Linked DNA regions of Homo sapiens: region 2 is linked to region 1. A link is a loop called in an ENCODE intact Hi-C map of the cell type or tissue named here. Cell type or tissue: PC-3. All regions are shown on one strand.

Evidence for each region. Hi-C counts contacts between places; a loop is a spot of excess contacts. Peaks named below come from ENCODE experiments on the same cell type or tissue, not always from the same donor. Only the 100,000 strongest peaks of a DNase experiment are listed, where the experiment ranks them.
Region 2: it touches region 1 in a loop (7-fold over the local background); 2 of 110 quality-filtered maps call a loop at or near these places.

Annotation. Positions count from the first base shown.
Region 1 is chr11:84,865,830-84,868,329 of GRCh38, reverse strand. All of the region lies in intron 6 of DLG2 (discs large MAGUK scaffold protein 2), which reads left to right. Among named protein-coding and RNA genes, the nearest start is that of DLG2, 760 kb to the left of the region's middle. In PC-3, no CTCF peak of the experiment used is centred here; a DNase peak (open chromatin) is centred at 1,179; H3K4me3 peaks cover 819 bases; H3K27ac peaks cover 1,898 bases.
Region 2 is chr11:84,802,986-84,805,485 of GRCh38, reverse strand. The region is part of intron 6 of DLG2 (discs large MAGUK scaffold protein 2); the gene reads left to right. Among named protein-coding and RNA genes, the nearest start is that of DLG2, 820 kb to the left of the region's middle. In PC-3, no CTCF peak of the experiment used is centred here; a DNase peak (open chromatin) is centred at 1,265.

The DNA of each region.
Region 1 (2,500 bases):
ATTTACTTATTTACTACTGCAAATTTCTTGGCAAGCCTCGAATTTGAACAAGAGGAGACTTGATAGCCTTATTGGATACTCTGTCTAGGTCAGGAAGAGACCTAATAAAATAAACCTTCAATGGCCATGATAGTTACATGCTTCCATAACAATAATAATAATAATATAATATATTAATAAATATAATAATAAAATATTAATAAATATAATTATTAATATATAATAATATATTATTAATAAGAATTATTATTATTTTGAGACGGAACCTCGCTTTGTTGCCCAGGCTGGAGTGCAGTGGCGCGATCTCAGCTCACTGCAAGCTCCGCCGCCCGGGTTCACGCCATTCTCCTGCCTCGGCCTCCCGAGTAGCTGGGACTGCAGGCGCCGGCTACCACGCCTGGCTAATTTTTTGTATTTTTAGTAGAGATGGGGTTTCACCGTGTTGGCCAGGATGGTCTCCATCTCCTGACTTCGTGATCCACCCGCCTTGGCCTCCCAAAGTGGTGGGATTACAGGCGTGAGCCACCACGTCCGGCCCCATAATTATTATGAAACAAGGTCCTGACAATTTTGTGTTTACTCTGGTACCCTTGATGTGTTTACATTCTCAGGATTTGTCAGCATAAGAGTCTCCTTGATGCCCATGTTAGTCCTAGAGACACCTATGTTTCTTTCTACTAAGTGGCCGTATTATTATTACTCTGTGCTTGGCAGTGTTTTCTAATTCCCTGCATTTTGAATCCTCTGTAAGTTTTTACTTTGTTCAAATCTCTTCTTTGTTCTAATAATGCTGCTGATGTTTAGCCTTAAAAAACAAAGGCTAACTAGAGACAGAAAAGCTAGCTTTAGAAGCATGGTGAGTATTTGGGTCCTCATACCTTCCAAAACTTGAACCTTGAGACTCAAAGATTACTTACCTGGAAATTCCAAAGTGGGAACCGAAAACAACTGTCTCTGTTCACCATGGCTCATTCTCTGCAACAAGCTAAAGGAGTCCATACTCCCACTCTGAGTGAGGCCAATGGCTAGCAGAGAGGTAACTTCAGACACTTCCAGCACGTGTTCAAATAGGAGTTCATGAATTCTCTGAAACCTCAGAAGATAAAACTAAAACCTGTGGAAGGTTGATTTTGTTTCTGTATGTGTCTCTCACTCTACTGTGACTCCCTTGAGGGCCGGAAATGACTGTTATTTATCTTTGAATCCCTAGCTCCCAGTTAGAAACAAGGTGTCTGACAATAAAATATACTCAATGTTTATTTAGCTAAACTGAGCTGAACCAGTTTATATACTTAAAGACATTATTTATTATTCATAAAATCTTTACTGCTTACCTACTATGTAATGAATGTGTGCAAGGGATACAAGAAAAATACAACTATGGCCCCTGCCTTTAAAAATGTTACAGTCTAAAAAGACAGATATAACACAGAGAAAAGAATATTAACTTTTGAGTCAAGACTTGAACTCTTCTCGTGCCACTTATCAGCTATCACTTTAGACATTTCACAGCCTCTCTGGATTCTTCACTTTTTAAGTTTCTTCACTTTTTTCAAAAAAATGGTATAACTACCGCATAGGATTATAATAAAGATTAAATGAGACAATATGAGATAAGTTGTGTCTTCAGTTATTATAATCTTCCCTCCCTTCTATTTCTTCATAACTATCCTGTAAATAGAGCAAGAAATGGATTTCATTCACCCCAATGAGAACAGTGTAGTTCAGTGAAGTTAGCAGTGATTCCAGGCTCAAATAGCCAGGCTCAAATAGCCAGTAAGTAGCAAGACAAGACTCTACCTAGCATCTGCAGATTGAGAGGGATTTCCATTCTACATCTCACACCTCCTCGCACTCTGATTCTTTTCTGCAAGTCATTGCCTTCCCTCAGTGTAACATTGCTTGTACCAATGATAACTTCCAAGTGAAATCTTACTACAAGCTTTTTGCAAGGAAGACTGAGAATCTGGCTCTGGCTTTGGCTTTGGTCTCCTCACATGGGTTTGTGGGTTGTGGTTTTTGTGGTTGTTGTTGTTGTTGTTTTTAATGGTTTGGAAGGGACAGACACATACTTGATCAGGCTCCAGCAGCAAATCACCTTGGCTTTGATGCTGCTCCTGTTGTCAGAAGACTACACTAGTGGGAGCTCCCACAGAAGGAGCACAGAATAGATGTGTTTCACATGTAATTGATTGAAATTTGAGATTACCCTGGCTTCTATCATTTACAACCTCTATAGGAAACTGGTTTTTAGAAGAAATGGTATCTTGCTTAATCATTCCCTCAACCTTTTGATCCTCTTCCCTGTTGATAATCACTGCTTAGCATATTTCTTGCTGCTGAGAAAGTGGGCAGGCAGCTGCTGCAGCCTGTAGCAGATTCTAAGGTTGCTCCTTAGGGGGTTGGCAAAGGATACCTTGTGAGGCTGAAGATTTTAAAAATGTGTTTGTTTCTTTTACCCTGGAGATTCTGAGCAATCAGTCTTGGGTTTTTCTTCTCT
Region 2 (2,500 bases), 63 kb after region 1:
CCCCTCCTTCAACACTGGAGATTACAGTTGAACATGAGATTTGGGTGGAGACGCAGATCTAAACGATATCAGCATTTATTGATTCTCTATTTTTTTTTCTCTACTTTAGGTCTTTTTGGTTCTTGGTAATATGACTGATTTTCTATGTAATTCTGTACATTTTGGGGCAGGAGAAAGGGAGGAGTGGATACTGCCTTATCACTGTCAAATGGGGATAAAATTCCCAGTTTCCCATGCTGTCTCTGTTGACACTCAAGGGGGCATGGCTCCTCAATACTGCTGAGTGGAAGTGGGAGTTCCCGTTTCCCACTAAGCCTCCATTGTTAGCTCTGTGGCTGGAAGGGGTAGTAATACACTTTTACTGCTACTGTGCATGTGGCCTCTACTGACACAATGAGGGGCAAAGGTGGGAAGGTGCAATACTTTTACTCTTGGGCAGGTATGAAAGTTCTGACTCTCCAGAAGGCCTCTTCTGATACCACCCTAGCCAGGAAAGGGATGGATATTGTTGCCATCAGGTGGGAGTGGAGATCTAAGCTCCCTAATTTTTCTCCACGGTTACAATGTTGGAGGGATGGCTTTACTACTGCCTAGTGTCTATGAAAGTTTCAGCTCCCTACTAGGCTCCTTCTGATACTGTCTGAGCAAGGGGGATGGGGAACCTCCTTACAGGCTGACAAGGGTACAACTCCAGGCTCTCATTTGGTCTTTTTGGGTGGGGTTAGGGTCACAGATTGTTGTGCAGTGTTTTTCTGGAGGAGGACAGTTATAATGTAAAAATGTTCTTTCTGCCTTTTCCTGGACCTTTGGCTAAAGAAGACAGGCTTTAGTTAGGGCTGTTCTTGTGTGCCTCTGTTGATGTTTCTGAGTTTTGGGCTTGTTCAGCTTCAACCCTGGAATATTTGAAGCAAAAGAAAACCTAGAGAAGTTACTGCTATGTTGTTCCTTGGGTCCCAGGGTCACTAGTTGTTTTAACTGCTTCCTTCCAACTTTTAGAGTATTCTCATGCTTGTTTTATATATAATGCCCAGGGGTTTTATTTGTACATAGTAGGAAGAATTGAGAAAATCTCTTCTACTTCATGTTCTTGGAAGTGGAAGTACGTGGGTTTTCCTTTTGCCTTTTCTGATTTGTTTAGCACTTGGCATTTAGCACTTGGCATTTTGTTCTGGAATCTGAGACATTATTGCCTCTAATATTTGAGAGATATCATTCCAAGCTACAAATTCTGGCTGGCAAAGTCACTGTAAACATAAAGTTGGCAGTAGTCACAGTCTGAATGCAAAGGCTGCCAGTCTTGTCCTAAGTGCAGGCATGTATGGCAAAGACTAGTCAATTTGAAAAATAATAATATTTGTCATCACCAAAATATTTACTGTGTGTGAACCACTGTATCCATCATTCTTAATAGTAGCAATAATAATGCAAACAACAATAATAATTGCTACCATAGTAAAATGCATTTTTAAAAGTAGTTTGAGTATATCATGTCATTTAATTCTCACATCTACCACTTTTATATGCATGCTTTTCTGTACCTGTGTGATCATTTAGTTATCTATCAGGCTCTGTTCTAGGAAATACTAGACATAAAGCAGAACAGGATAGCCTAGGTCTCTGTTCTCATGAAGAAGTCAGAAAGCAACATTTCAGATAGAGAAACATGCCTTAAGGACAATAAAAACTTAAGATGTGGCAGAGAATGCTTGAGGTAGTAAGGACTCCTTTATGGGCTAGTCGAGGCAGACCTGTGCAACATAGTCATTTGTCAAACATCAATGCTTTTGATGATTACTCGTAACTTTAAATGTAAAACCTAAAGGCACATTTATATCCTCAAAAAGGCAAGCTTTTGCTTTCTATTGGAATCATAGTTTCATTTCAGATATTTCATAGGGTAGTCATGTAGTGTAAGGTGTAAAATGTTAGAACCCTGAGTCTAAATCACTGCCTGCCCATGTGCTCTTTGTGGAGGATTGTGCTTATCAGAAATATATAACTTACTGCGTTTTCAGGGCCCTCATATCAAAGTCCAAGTAAACATATAATTGACAGTATTAGAGAATTAATTTTTCTAGTGTTTAATCTCTCTATTCATAGTCTCCTATTTTTGTAAAGAAGAAAACAAAACAGCTTTCATTAAAGAAGACACAGAATAGCTCCCTAAGTGATAAATTGATTGGATGGTTGTTGGGTTTTAATAGAGAATATACATTCAACTTCACAATTATTGGTTACTGTTAAAAATAAGATCAGCACTAGCTATTTATTGAGCATCTACAATATATTCTACACTGCATTATATTCTTTATGTATATTTCATTTTATCTTTACAATTTTGTTGGACAAGAGTTGATTCATATCTCCACTTAGAAACAAGGAAAAAGGGCCGGGCGCTGTGGCTTATGCCAGTAAACACAGAACTTTGGGAGGCCGAGGCGGGCAGATCACGAGGGTCAGGAGATTGAGGCAATCCTGGCTAACACTGTGAAACCCGTCT